Linked DNA regions of Homo sapiens: all the other regions are linked to region 1. A link is a contact called in ENCODE Hi-C or POLR2A ChIA-PET data. All regions are on one chromosome and are shown on one strand. Each heading gives the region's core, a stretch centred on a gene start or an enhancer-like site at or near the end of the contact. The rest is flanking DNA. Distances are from core to core; before and after follow the strand shown. Region 1 overlaps CS (citrate synthase). Region 2 holds the start of BAZ2A (bromodomain adjacent to zinc finger domain 2A). Region 3 overlaps RBMS2 (RNA binding motif single stranded interacting protein 2).

Region 1 (4,821 bases), core at 2,022-4,521:
TGAGGCACAAGAATCACTTGAATCCGGGTGGCAGAGGTTGCTGTGAGCTGAGATCATGCCACTGCACTCCAGCCTGGGCAATAGAGTGAGACTCGTCTCAACAAAAGAACAGTAAGTGTTCCTACTGAAAGGAAAGTTTAATACTTGTGATTCCTGGCTGGGCATGGTGGCAGGCACCTATAATCCCAGCTACTCGGGAGGCTGAGGCAGGAGAATCGCTTGAACCCAGGGGGTGGAGGTTTCAGTGAGCCGAGATCGCACCACTGCACTCCAGCCTGGGTGACAGAGACTCTGTCTCAAAAAACAAAAATAGACTTGTGATTCCTTTCTGAAGATGGAAGCTGGAGGAGTATCTTTTGCAGTCCTCCTTACTGAGTGATCAGTGCATCTTTTTTTTTTTTTTTTTTTTTTTTGAGACAGAGTCTTGCTCTGTCGCCCAGGCTGGAGTACAGTGGCATGATCTCGGCTCACTGCAACCTCTGCCTCCTGGGTTCAAGCAATTGTCCTTTCTCAGCTTCCCGGTTAGCTGAGATTACAGGTGTGCGCCACCGTGCCCGACTAATTTTTGCATTTTTAGTAGAGACAGGGTTTCACCATCTTGGCCAGACTGGTCTTGAACCCCTCACCTCAGGTGATCGGCCTACCTTGGCCTCCCAAAGTGCTGGGATTACAGGCATGAGCCACTGCACCCAGCAGTGATCGGTGACTATTCACGTGAAGAGACTGTTGGAAAATGACAGTTAGGTAGAATTATTAAGGAAATGTCTGTAAGTATGAAGGAGGTCAAAGTATGAAATCTGTAGATTGCTCAGGCTTTTAAGTGGCCTGACCATGTAGTGCCAAACCGACTTCCAGTATCACCGTTGTGAAACACACACATTAAATGGCTTTAGTTCTCTGACCTGGTTCTGGGGAGAGAGGAGCCTTTGTCCTATTTGTGTTCGTGTTCTCTGAATGCAAGTTGTTCCTTCTGCATTGGAAGTGTCTGTAGTACAGGATTTTTTCCTACTGGTTATTAGTGTATTGTGTTTGCTCCATCAGCTAAGCCAGTCCTGCTGGCTTGGCAAGCTCTGATCTTTTGTTGATGAAGGACGAAGTCCCTGTTAAAATCAGGAGCTTCTTCCGCAAGGTTTTTCTGTTTTGTTTTCTAATTTTTTTTAGTATTATTATTTTGAGACGGAGTCTTGCTCTGTCACCCAGGCTGGAGTGCAATGGCGCAATCTCAGCTCACTGCAACCTCCGTCTCCCAGGTCCAGGCGATTCTGCCTCAGCCTCCCGAGTAGCTGGGACTATAGGCATGTGCCACCACGCCTGGCTAATTTTTGTATTTTTAGTAGAGATGGGGTGTCACCATGTTGGCCAGGCTGGTCTTGAACTCCTGACATCAGGTGATCCACCCACCTTGGCCTCCCAAGGTGTTGGGATTACAGGCGTGAGCCACCGTGTCCAGCCTGTTTTCTAATTTTTTAAATTATTTTTTGTAGAGACAGAGTCTTGCTTTTTAATTCAGAAATGCTGGGATTATAGGCATGAGCCACTGCGCCCAGCCTCCCCCAAGGTTTTAATGTTGGTTATGTGGATATGTGGTAGGACATATCCTGGATATGCAGAAGGACAGAGAGAGTCTGGATGTACCTAGGATGGAGAATCAAAGAAAATTTGGCTTCTTGACTGTAGGGTGAGGGTGCTAGATGTGGAACAGTGATGGTAATAGGCTAAGGAGTAAGAGGAAAATAACCTATATTGAGTAAGTGGGCTTTTTTTGTTTTGTTTTGTTTTTTGAGACAGAGTCTCCTCTGTTGCCCAGGCTGGAGTGCAGTAGCACAATCTCAGCTCACTGCAGCTTCAGCCACCTGGGTTCAAGCGATTCTTCTGCCTCAGCCTCCTGTTTGAAATGCTTGTTCCCTGGTGCTGTAAAGAAATAGCACTTGAACATAAATTTAATTAATTTAATTTAATTTACTCAGCAAGGCCTTTTTTTTTGAGACAGAGTCTCACTCTGTCGCCCAGGCTGGAGTGCAGTGGTGCGAACTCGGCTCACTGCAAGCTCTGCCTCCCAGGTTCACGCCATTCTCCTGCCTCAGCCTCCTGAGTAGCTGGGACTACAGGCGCCCGCCATGACGCCCGGCTAATTTTTTTTTTTTTTTTTTTTTTTTGTATTTTTTTAGTAGAGATGGGGTTTCACCCTGTTAGCCAGGATGGTCTCGATCTCCTGACATCATGATCCGCCTGCCTTGGCCTCCCAAAGTGCTGGGATTACAGGCGTGAGCCACCGCGCCAGGCCATCAAGGCCATTTTTATACTTTCTGCAGAAAGGGTACACGCCAGCAGTTTTGCCACGAGAGTACACCGAGCAAAGGAGACAGGGTCATTTATACCCTGATGCATCCACCCTACTGCTGTGTCCAGTTCCAGTTTCCATTGGCTGGAATGGGACCTCACATTTTGTATTTGTCCTGATTGGCTAGCAACTTAGAACTTTTTTTTTTTTTTTTTTAGACCAAGTCTTGCTCTGTCAGCCAGGCTGGAGTGCAGTGGCACAATCTCGGCTCGCTGCAGGCTTTGCCTCCCGGAGCTTCTCCTGCCTCAGCCTCCCGAGTAGCTGGGACTACAGGCACCTGCCACCACACCTGGCTAATTTTTTGTATTTTTTAATAGAGACGGGGTTTCACCATGTTAGCCAGGATGGTCTTGATCTCCTGACCCCGTGATCTGCCTGCCTTGGCCTCCCAAAGTGCTGGGATTACAGGCTTGAGCCACAGTGCCCAGCTGCAACTTAGAACTTTTTTAAAGAGGCAAAGGCAGAGGAGAACAAAGGAAGGTGTGAGTCACCATACCTGGCCTCTTTTAATTTTTATATTTTTTCATCTTACCACATTTGAGGGCTACAGCCCACCTCTATCAATAATAGCTGACTCACTAGAGGAGTTCTTGTAAGGGGTGGCAACAAATGAGCTCTTAGTGATTGTGGGGGAAAAACCTCTTCGTGATTGTGATAACGCCACCTCCACCCTATAGAGAATACTGGCTGTCAGACATTGTGAGCCAGGCCCTTGTCTTTGGAAGTAGCCCTCTCCATCTCTCCCCATGAAGGAGCTGACCTATTGAGTGAGATGACTGCCTGATTCTCCTGAGAGCTGCTGTTCCAGTAAGGTGACTCTACAGGTGGCATGCATCCAGAAGCCAAAAGCCCAACTGTCACACCTCCAGGATTAGGGGAGAATCTGGGAGGTAGAAGTTCAGGGATGATTCAGAGGTTTGTAATCTACCTGTCTCATCAATGAACATAACCTGAATGTACTGTTCAGAGCCATTCAGCAGCTTTCTTTGGCAGCCACGGGGTAGAGGAAATGAAATGTAGCCTTTGATGTTACAGTCCTCAAGCACCTCCTGTCTAGAGTCATTTGCTCTGCTGGTGGCCATCAGGGTTAGTTAAATTTGTTTCCTCTCCCTGAGATGCCTCCCTTCTTGGTCAAGAAGCCCTTAAAAAGAAAACTGGTATCTTTTCCTTGATGCCTGTTAAAAAAAAAAAAGAAAGAAAGAAAGAAAGAAAATTGGGACTTTATTTTGTATTCCACAGCTGGAAGGAATTATCCATTCACCTCTGCCTCAGGCTTGACTGCCTCTTTCCTGGGATCCAACTCCCAGGAAGTTCTGACACTTGATGGTAGGTGATAGGCCAACACATTTGTAAGAAACAAATATTTACTGAATTCAGCTATGCACAAAGCACTGTTCTAGATGCTTTTATGAAAATTATTTTATTTAGTTTACTTAACTACTCTGAAATTGGCTTTTATTATTACCATTTTAGAAATGTAAAAACTGAGACTTAGAAATTAGGTTACATAGCCAAGATAACACAGTGGGAAGGTGGCAGAACGTTCATTTAGGACTTGGTCCTTGGTAACTCCATATCTAAACTGTTTGGATTCAGTAAGTCTGAGGCCCAAGAAATGTAAATACTTCTGGCGAGGAGGTCACATTTTAAGTAACAAGACTTGACTACTTTTGCATATACGTCCTTATTGGAACCTGAGAATCAGACTCTGAGTTAAGTAGTTTAAGTGTTATCTTAATTATGGAAATGGGAAGAGAAATAGTAGTTCATTGTTTTCCTTTGGTTGTCTTAATTAGTAATGGAGCTAGGACTAGAACCCAGACTTCCTTTCCTAACTCCAAATTAAGTGCTCTGTACTCTACATCATTAGATAAAGTTGTCCTAAGTTGAATTTTTTCTACTCTACCCTTTTGAGCAATCTTACCAATGAATTGCTGCCTTTAAAATTCCTCTGATAACTTTTTTTTTTTAAGCTTCAGGTTTAGCAAAAAACATGACTGAACCTGACACCGAACGGTGCTAGAAAGTGGCTATCAGGCTGAGCGCGGTGGCTCACGCCTGTAATCCCAGCACTTTGGGAGGCCGAGGTGGTGGATCACGAGGTCAGAAGTTCGAGACCAGTCTGGCCAACATAGTGAAACCCCATCTCTACTAAAAATACAAAAAATTAGCCGGGTGTGTTGGTGTGCACCTGTAATCTTAGCTACTCAGGAGGCTGAGGCAGGAGAATAGTGTGAACCTGGGAGAGGGAGGTTGCAATGAGCTAAGATTGTGCCATTGCACTCCAGCCTGGGTGACAGTGTGAGACTCCTTCTCAAAAACAAACAAACAAACAAAAAAACATAAAATCTTCCGGGCACTGTGGCTCATACCTGTAATCCCAGCACTTTGGGAGGCTGAGGCAAGTGGATCATTTGAGGTCAGGAGTTTGAGACCAGCCTGGCCAACGTGGTGAAACCCTGTCTCTACTAAAAAACTAC
Region 2 (4,821 bases), core at 1,384-3,883, 340 kb before region 1:
GGTGATCAGCCACATCTGATGGGATTGAGGAGTGTTTCGGGACATTTGGGGTCAGTCTGCCCTCTCTCGTCTGGATGGGGGGAGAAGCACAGCTGCAGCATGGGGTGACTTCTAGCAAGAAGTAAACATCCAGCTGTTGGGCACACTGTCACCCCAACCTCATCCTTCCTCAGAGCAAGGAAGATCCTGATTAGATGAGATGAGGTGGGGTCTCATTCAGGAATGAGGATGATTGTAGTCTTTCTGCACCAGATGGGAAGAATGGATCCTACCTCATTTTCTTTTCTAATCCCAAGTGGTCCTCTCCTATCCAACACCCCTCTTCCTAACCGCTCCTGGCTGGAATAGTCCTAAAGGTTGCCCTGGAGACTAGGCCTGGGGCTCGGAAGGGGTGGGGGCGGTCAGTGGGGCACAGGAGTAACCGGCTCTTCCGGAGCAGAGTGGAGCCAGTGGTGGGTGTGTGTGGGTGTGGGGAGGGGCGTGGCTACACCCGTCTGACGGGCGCAGGCTCCTCCCCTGCCTGCCCAGTCCCCGACTGGCCCCCTTTAAGATTGGGAGCAGGAGGTAGGAAGATTCTCCCTCATCTGCTCTGGAAAAGGGCAGGGAAGACAAAAGGATACCAGCTTCCTTACCCACACCCCCATCCCGCCGCCCTTGAGGCCTCAGTTTTATGCCTTTCTTCACCTGCCTTAATTTTTTATTTGGGGATAGAGAGGCATTTCTTAGCAGAAGTTTGCCAGAGCCCTCCTTTCTCCAGAAGGAAGGAAACCTCTACCCTGAGTGTGACCTCTACTTACTCAGGGACTTGAGGTCAGCAGGCTGTTGGAGGAGTATTTTTTTTTCCCCAAGGTGACCTGTAAATCTGTTGTTTTGACAGGGAGGAGAGAAGGGTTTTGGTTTCCACCTGCCTATTCCCTCCACTGGTAATCTACTTATCTCGAGAGAGGAAGAGAAACCCCCTTAGCCTTCTGTGTCTGTGGCCCACACACTCTGTGAGCCTTTGCTAAAGCTAGCTTCCTTCTTATCCTCTCTGAGCCATTTGTAGTGGGGGGGTGGAGGGGTGGAGTCTTTCCCCAAAATTCAGGAAGAGCCCACCCCTCTGTGGAGTAAGGAAATCCAATGTAGACTGATGGATCTCACCCCCCAACTCTGCCCATTTTTCAGATCTCTTTCCTCCTCAGACCCCCAGAGGAAAACGTATTTGTTGACACCCCAACTTGCCAGAGTTTCATCATCCCCACTCTGTTGCTTTTCCAGAATATTCAGCAGCCTGAGCTTTGCACAGTTTAGGCAACTGTTTCTAGAACTGCATTGCATTGAATTAAATGGGAATTATCTTCAAGGCTGCAAAGTGTTGAGTTGCAAGGAAAGGAAACCTGGTTTCCTTTCTTGTCATATTTTATCCACTGTTTGACATTGAAGAAGTCATTGAACCTCTTTGGGTCTTAATTTCTTCATTTGATGAAGGAGAGAAGGTTGAACTAGAATTTTTTTTTTTTTTTTTTTTTGAGATAGAGTCTCCCTCTGTCACCCAGGCTGGAGTGCAATGGCGCGATCTCAGTTCACTGCAACCTCCACCTCCCAGGTTCAAGCGATTCTCTTGCCTCGGCCTCCTGAGTAGCTGAGATTACAGGGGCACGCCACCACACCCAGCTAATTTTTGTATTTTTAGTAGAGACCGGGTTTCATCATGTTGGTCAGGCTGGTCTTGAACTCCTGACATCATGATCCACCTGCCTCGGCCTCCCAAAGTGCTGGGATTACAGCCGTGAGCCACCGCGTCCGGCCTGAACTAGAAATTCTCTAAGCTCTAACATCATATGACACTGTTCTTCATCCTGGTGCCCTGCAGTGGACATTTTAGGTGACAGCCAAACTCTAGTCCTCTGCTAGATTTTACTTTTCTGAGTTTTCACACAGTTATGTAGCCCTGTCAGAAAAAAATTCCCAGAACCATAGAATGGGTGGACATTTGTGGCATCTTTTTGCTGATTAGTTTTCAGCTTATCCTTTACTTCTCTGACTGCATTTAGGCTACACTCAGGTCTTTGCTGTCTGGTTCCAGAGCCGAACCTTCTTTCCCCCACGCACAGGAATCTTTCCTTTCCGGTGACCAGGGCCCTGCAGATGTCGCCAGGAAAGTGGTGATCCAGGCAGGACCAGGCTGCACTGAAGGGACAGAGGTGAGTGGGTGGCTGACTCTTGCCTCTCCCCATCCCTTTACTGAATCGCGACCTGAGTGACTAACCTTTCTATTTCCACGTTTCCATTACCCTACCTGGGAAATAACTGCCCCCGAAATTCCCCTGACTCTTACCCCTACCAGCCTGTTAGAGAAGTGGCACCTGCCTTTGGGCCTAGACGTTTGGTCTAGTCTTTTAAGTTAACCTTGGGACTGTGGCATGCCTTTCAGTTTGCCCTGTGTGAAGCAGGACCACTGCCTCCATGAGATGCGGGTGCAGAGGGAGCTGCCAGGTGGGCAAGGTGGCCAGAGTTGCAGGAGGCACAGCGGCGCTAGGACCCAGGTCCGGGTCGGAAAGATGGGCTGGCGGGCTTTAGGACCCTGTGGCGGAGGCCGCGTGGGGAGACTCTCTCCCGGCCGAGGCTTCTCCGCCCCCTCCGGCTCCGACTCACTCCTCCCCCGCCGGCCATGTTGGCTCCTCTCGGGCCCCGCGGTTGAGCCGCGTCCCCCTCCCCCTTCCCGAACCCCGGACCCCAGACCCCCTCCCCAGCGGGCGTCTCCACCCGTTCTGGCGCCCGGAGCGCGGCCATGTGAACCGCTTGTACCCCGGGGAGAGACGAGCCCCGAGCCCGGCTGGACGCCGCTGCCTCAGGTTTGTGGGGTCTGTGGCCAGGGGCCTGAGGGGGAGGGAGCCCCGCTTTCATCCGAGGCTTCCCTCGGGGAACAGAAGCTCCAGAGCCGGCTTGAGCCTTGCCGGGGCGGGAAGCCGACGGGAGCTTATTTCCTGCGAGGATCCAACCCGAGGCGAGGGTCTCCTTGCTCTGGGGTCTGGGAGGAGAACAGGGCTGGTGGGGCTGCTGAGGACCCCGGACGGGGCCGCGGGGGCAGGAGGAGCTGTAGGGGCTCCCGGCGACAGTGAGGAGGCGGAGAAGCCGCCTGGCTGGTGGAGATGACTCCTGTGGGGGACTTGGGGTGGAATCCCCGGGAGGGGCTCCACCTCCTCGGGTGGGGGTGGGGATTGCCTGAGCGCGAGGGGTGGGTGAGGGGGTTCCCTTGGCGGGTTAAAACGCTCCGTTTGCGGGGAGCTGGGCGTTTTGACTGTGGTGAGTGGAGGGCGGAAGGGGTTTCCAGGGGTCTGAGGGTGTCTCCCTCGGGGAGCGCACCCATTCTCTTGAGCGTGAAGATCAGGAGAGGGCCTTCCTTGCTGAGGGTGGTGCTGCGCTTGGCTTGGGGCCCTCGCGTCCCGGGAGAATCGCGCACTCCGGGGATGGAGGTTGATAGGGCTTCCGCTGAGGCTTTCCAATTTGAGCTGGGCTGAGGGGCAGAAGGGAAGAATAAAGAGGAATTCCTTTTTCCAAGGAGATTCCTCACTGAGGGGATCCCCGCTTCCGTGGCAGAAAGATGATACCGCATCATCCCTTTCTTTCCCGGTGTTCCCAGTTTTCAGGAGAAGGCAATGTCAATAGCAGTTGTCCTTTGTAGGGTTAATTGGAGTGAGAGATTTGTCTGCTTTGGGGGACGACGGAGGGGATAGCTTTCCACCTCTATCTGTACACAAACAGCCCCTCCCCCAGCCTCCCGCAGGAAGTGGCCGGGAAATGGCAGCTGTGCGTTTGCTGCTGCGTGTCTTGTTGTTTTGAAATGTCCATTTTAATCAGATTTGGTTTCATTTTCTGAAGCCTTCTGGGCAAGCTTGGATCTTGCCAACCATGTGGCCCGAGAGACCTTTCGTTGGACTTTTTTTTTTTTTGTAAACTTGTCAACTGGAAGTAGTCAACTTCAGTTGACTCACGTATCCCAATCCCTTCTCCAGAACATCTCTGTCTTCCTGTCTGGTTTCGTTTTGTTTTCCCTTTAGCTAGAGGTCATAGAGAAGCAAACTCAGTTATCTACCAGCGGGGTACGCTCTATGTAAGTGATGCAAATTCCCTCAGCATAGAGAGCTGTCAGGGAGACTAGAGAGCTTTTGTGGCACGAGTAGCTTCTTGGGGTCCTACTTTAGTATAGTTATTATGACAGTTTCTATATTGCAGAGCACCTGAGCAAGTGAGCTTGTGAAGAAGGGTAGATTCTAAGAAATGGACGAAGAGGAAGGGGTGAGGAAGATTTAACTATTAGATGGATTTGTGTGTCGGGGGTAGGGACTGATTAACAGACTGAGATTGGTGAACTCAGTCCTTGGTGGTGATTCTAGCCTAAGGGCAGCCCCTGTGGGAAGCTTGTTATTTGACTAAGGGGTGCTGGAGATACTACCTTCTGCAGAATCAACTAATTAGAATAGTACAGTTTGTTATCATATGACTTACTCTTTAATCCATAAAAGAACGTCTCCCCTCTTATTCTTCTTGGAGATTGGTAAGCTTTTCCTCTGTTCCCTGCAAAGTCGTGCCCAGATTTTTTTTTTCTTTCTTTTCACTTGATAATCCCAGGATATTTCTCCTGTAACATATAGTGATGGACTGTGTGCTATGTCCCCAGGCATTTTGTGGCACACTGGATTTGGTTAGGGGCAACAGTTGGCCACAGAATTTTATTTTTCTTTCTTTTCTTTTTCTTTTCTTTTTTTTTCTTTCTGTCTTTTTTTTTTTTTTTTTTTTTTGAGACGGAGTTTTGCTTTTGTCGCCCAGGCTGGAGTGGTG
Region 3 (4,821 bases), core at 1,263-3,762, 280 kb before region 1:
TCTGAAACACTCAGAGTAAGGGGGTGTTCACGGACCAGACAAGATATAAAGCAAAAAGGGGTGCTTGGCTCACTTAGTCCAGTCATTTTGAAACTAAAAAAAAAAAAAAAAGTCAAAAGAATCTCCTTTCAAATAAAATCTTAAAATAAATAAAAGCAGAGCCATTTCTTAAGTGGGCTAAGGGAGGCTGATACCCTACGACAGTGAGGGCAGATACCAAAGCCCAAAGAAGGGCACCTGGGAAAACTGCAGGTATAGGGAATACTGTGGGAAAATTACTCATCTGAATCAATCTCCACTTCAGAGAGTGAACCAAGGCTCACAAGCTCTGATATCACAGGTGCAGAATTGTTCTGGAATACAGGTCTCCCAACAGATCTGAAAAGGAAGATCAAAACTTCTACCTCATCCTACTGCTCTCAAAGCCAGAAGGATCAGGGCTCTGCTCTAACACCCACTCCTGTAAGACCCTGGGCAAATCATTTCTACTGAAGAGTTCACTTTCCTCATCTGTAAGATAGAGAATATTTATCTCACAGGGATGTTGTAAAGATTAAATGAGACAAGATGAGAAATACTCAGTAAACTATAAGAATATACAGAATTTTTTACTCTGGTTGGGTCTGGATTAAAGGAACAAAGCCTAGAGTACTTCCCTAGGAAGTAGTAGGGAGCTTAGCCGAGTGTGGTGGCTCATGCCTGTAATCCCAACTGCTTAGGTGGCTGAGGCAGGAGGATCACTTGAGCCCAGATGTTCAAGAGCAGCCTGGGCAACACAGCAAGACCCCATCTTTATAAAAAAAATATTTAGGTGGGGCTAATGGGTTTTTGAGTATTGTAACCTATAATAAAATGAACCTTTTTTTTTTTTTTTTTTTTGAGACAGAGTCTCACTCTGTTCCCCAGGCTGCAGTGCAGTGGTGCGATCTCAGCTCACTGCAACCTCTGCCTCCCAGGTTCAAGCAATTCTCCTGCCTCAGCCTCCTGAGTAGCTGGGATTACAGGCATGCGCCACCACGTCTGGCTAATTTTTGTATTTTTAGTAGAGACGGGGTTTCACCATGTTTGCCAGGCTGGTCTCAAACTCCTGACCTCAGGTGATATGCCTGCCTTGGCCTCCTAAAGTGCTGGGATTACAGGTGTAAGCCACCGCACCTGGCCTAAAATGAACTTTTGACTTACCATCAAGTATTTTTGAATAATAGTAAAGTATTTTGACCTTGTGTGGGAAAGGCATAGATTTTGTTTTCTGGTGACCCCCAAGTGACATTTGTTATTAACCTCATCATTTCCCCACTCCTGCCATCCTCACCTTGCAAAGCCAACACCTCTGCTGGTCCCACTGGTATCTCGAAGGATACGGGTGGAGATAACCTGGCCAAAGGGCTTCAGCATCCCCTCCAGTTCCTGCTCATCCATTGACAGTGGGAGGTTTGAGATGTATAAATTTGTGGGGTCCTGTTCCTGTTGCTGTGGAAATAACAGTGAGAAAATGAGGCTCACATCTCTTATCCCTCTCCCACCCTCAGCCCTCCCCACAAATGACATTTCAGAAAAGAGACTATAGGAAGGGTCCCACATAAACAAAGATTATTCTATTTGTTAACACCCAGTCCCACTACCACGGGTTGTATATTGAGTTCCAGGAGGGAGAAGTGCAGATTTAATATTTCTAGTACTATACAAGCCCATCATACAAGTCATAAATGGTGTTTGGCTGTCTCTTTTAGAAACAGGCAGAGCAGCATTCCCGCTCTCCCCCAGCAGCCGGTCCCAGAGGCTGGATTCCCTCAGACTGCCTTGCTCCTTGGCTGGCTTGTTTTGAGCAGCCCCTCCCCACTTCTCTTCCAGCCACGCAGAATCCTCTAAGTAGGAATGCCTGTTCACTCCCTGATGGAGGAAGAGCAGGAGGAGGGGAGAAGGGAACAGGGAGAGAGCCAGATGCAGAGTTCACTGTGTCACCACGGAGCCCTGAAAGCTACAGTCTCCTAGGACCCTGAAGGCTCCTAAACCTTTGAGCTTTTGTCAGAGGGTTTTACTCCTGGAAGAAGAGGTAGGAGAGCCCTTCCAGGGGACAGAATGTGCAAAATGGCAATATCATCCAATAGTTGTATTTTTAAGAATTTAAGCAGTCACTCTGCCCTAAACAGTGGTCACCAGCAACCTTAATCCTCTTCTGCCTTTTCCTTTTGTTTTCCTTTTCTTTAACCATTACAGAAAAGGTGTCTAGCAGGCCTGCCTCACAAGCTCTATGTATAATACTCATAACAGCTTCAGAAAGGCAAAGGGACAGCCAGGCGTGGTGGCTCATGCCTGTAATCCCAGCACTTTGGAAGGCTGAGGTGGGCGGATCACAACGTCAGGAGATCGAGACCATCCTGGCTAACACGGTGAAACCCTGTCTCTACTAAAAATACAAAAAATTAGCTGGAGGTGATGGCGGGTGCCTGTAGTCCCAGCTACTTGGGAGGCTGAGGCAGGAGAATGGCGTGAAGCCGGGAGGTGCAGCTTGCAGTGAGCCGAGATTGCGCCACTGCACTCCAGCCGGGGCGACAGAGCGAGACGCTGTCTCAAAATAAATAAATAAATAAAATAAAATAGAAAGGCAAGGAGACAATCCCACCTAACAGAAGAAGTGAGAGAAAAGCTTCTAGATTTCTAGTAGTCTAGGTGAAGACAACAGTTTCAGACAGATCTGAGAAGAGACAGTTTCCTCCCTTGATGTGGCTTCCCTCCTGCCTCCCCAGCCCACTACCCAGCCCGTATGGGGAACAACATTAGGAGGTGGAGAGCATTGTTCTGAAATTCTGAGTTGCACAATTGACTTGTTCAGAGAATGTTGCAAAACCACCACAAGCTGTCTGGTAGGGAAGTGGGGCCAGGGTGAATAATATAGGGAACACGGGGAAGCAGCAGGAGTACCGGAAGAGGCCACCTTACCTTTCTTGCTGCCAATAACTTGGTGAAAGGAAGAGAGCTGATAGAGCTACCTGCCATAGACTTTGAATACATCTTCCTCCAGCAGCCAGGGGTGCTCATGGACTGTCTAGAAAGCACCACGGATAGCCCTTGCCCACTCAATTTCATGGTTCTTAAGCCCTCTGGAAACCTTAGAACTGGAACTTTGGTGCTAACCACAAACCCCTTGGAGGAACAGACATGGGGTAGTACCCTTACCTTTGCCATCTGTGCCTGTACACCGCTGGCCTTCAGTGCTGTTACAGCTTTCTGTGCTGCTGAAGGGCTGTCAAAATCTACAAAGCCATAGCCTGGAACAGAGGAAACAGCATCACTAGGAAGTGGGAGGTGTAAGGAACAGAGAGGTCCAGGCTTTTCAGGAGACAGAGGAAGAGTTATGATCCATGTAACAGAAATGGGAGGGAGAAAGAGCTATTGAGAGGTTTCAGGTAGTTATCCACATGCTCCTCAAACCCTGAGATGTGATCTACTTTGTGGCTAAGAATGCCAAGGCAATGAGCTACTCTGGTGTCCCTGCCCTTCTCCCTCCCCCTTAAGAAATTTGAGGTTTCAGGAACTAGGCTCTGCTAATAACCCAAAGCCCCCCTACACCTCTAAAAGAATTCACTCCCCTCTTTTCTTGATATACCCCAGAAATGCTAGGCATGTAGGGAATGCAGCCTCTCCAGAGCAGACCACCAGCCACCTGCTGGAAGAAGACCCTCACCACCCCAGCTTATAGCCCTTTCTCTTCCTTCCACTCTTCCAGCTCTATCTAGAACTGCTCAAAACCCCAATAAAACTACTCACCCTCAGAAAATAACACCCACCAAAACACTCCCCAAAAAAGGCATTTACATGACTTTGCTAAGCAGAAGAAAATCTCACTTACCCACTTCTACCACCTCATCCAGGGAAATACAAAGTCCAAAATAAGCTCAGTAGACTCAAAGGTGTTTTGTACAGTCTTCTGGCCTTGGGGCCCCTAAACAGCATTTTCAGCTCTAGCTATCTGGTCACCAAAGAATCTAAATATCTCCTAATCTTTTAAGCCTAAAAACTTCAGGGACTTCTCGCTGACACTGTAGACTCAGGACTCTCAGCAGTAAAGGGCAGTGTCAAGGGATGGCCTCACTTACTGGTGCTCTCCAACACCAAGGACAGTTGTTCTCTCACCTTTACATTTGTTTGTGGTCTTGTCCAGTATGGCCTTAGTGGAAACAATCTTGCCATATCTAAGGGAGAGGAAAATGCAAAGTAATAATCTGGGGGGCAGAGACTAAGAATAGGACAGAGATTCAGACATCTCAACAAATCCATGCCCTTTCCATGATCTAACTTTTCCTACTCAAACCTTCATAAAAATAAAAAAGAAACGGGGGCCGGGTGCAGTAGCTCACACCTGTAATCCCAGAATTTTGGGAGGCCGAGGCTGGAGGATCACTTGAGGTCAGGAGTTTGAGGCCAGCCTGGCCAACATGATGAAGCCTCATCTCTACTAAAAATACAAAAATTAGCTGGGCGTCACGCCAGTAGTCCCAGCTACTTGGGAGGCTGAGGTAGGAGAATTGCTTGAACCTGTGAGGTGGAGGTTGCAGTGAGCCAAGATGGCACCACTGCATTCCAGATTGGATGACAGAGCGACACTACATCTCAAAAAAAAAAAAAAAGAAAAAAAAGAAATGGGTTAAAAATGCCACACTTAATATAAACCCATCCTCCCCAAAGGTACCTAAAAGAAATAAGGTAACTGTAGTCCCTATAATACCAACACATTTCTCTCTTCTTTCCCAGCTAAGACTCACACACTAGTTGGAAAGAGATGACTGTCTTTTGGGGAAAGAAGCTTGGCAATGTCCACAC

The links. A loop is a pair of places that touch in the nucleus more often than their neighbours do. ChIA-PET counts read pairs that join two places held with the same protein, here RNA polymerase II (POLR2A). Pooled maps may share reads with other maps.
Region 2: POLR2A ChIA-PET joins it to region 1 with 14 read pairs in PC-9. The contact joins the promoter of BAZ2A here to the enhancer-like site in region 1. A Hi-C loop is called at or near these places in 6 of 168 maps with a recorded cell type or tissue (B cell, CD8-positive, alpha-beta T cell, OCI-LY7 and 3 more), 8 of 37 single-sample maps with no recorded cell type and 12 of 50 pooled maps. POLR2A ChIA-PET finds 5 or more read pairs at or near these places in 10 of 52 experiments (Caco-2, MCF 10A, PC-9 and 7 more).
Region 3: a loop to region 1 is called in a pooled map, with 2.4 times the contacts of the local background. The contact joins two enhancer-like sites. A Hi-C loop is called at or near these places in 1 of 37 single-sample maps with no recorded cell type and 3 of 50 pooled maps. POLR2A ChIA-PET finds 5 or more read pairs at or near these places in 2 of 52 experiments (GM12878 and activated T-cell).

The regions. Positions count from the first base shown.
Region 1 is chr12:56,290,066-56,294,886 of GRCh38, reverse strand. All of the region lies in intron 1 of CS (citrate synthase), which reads left to right. Among named protein-coding and RNA genes, the nearest start is that of CS, 7.9 kb to the left of the region's middle. Within about 2 kb of position 3,271, at least 4 of the 41 ENCODE cell types and tissues checked have a DNase peak (open chromatin) inside an H3K27ac peak, as active enhancers do; they include PC-9, where a contact is called at or near this core.
Region 2 is chr12:56,628,138-56,632,958 of GRCh38, reverse strand. BAZ2A (bromodomain adjacent to zinc finger domain 2A) reads left to right here and starts at 2,633. Exons shown (of 29, transcript NM_001300905.2): 1 at 2,633-2,834. RefSeq lists enhancers at 2,327-2,396, 2,427-2,476 and a silencer at 2,697-3,046.
Region 3 is chr12:56,568,347-56,573,167 of GRCh38, reverse strand. It overlaps RBMS2 (RNA binding motif single stranded interacting protein 2), which reads right to left. Exons shown (of 14, transcript NM_002898.4): 3 at 4,135-4,193; 4 at 3,178-3,269; 5 at 1,313-1,470. Among named protein-coding and RNA genes, the nearest start is that of RBMS2, 49 kb to the right of the region's middle. Within about 2 kb of position 2,512, at least 14 of the 41 ENCODE cell types and tissues checked have a DNase peak (open chromatin) inside an H3K27ac peak, as active enhancers do.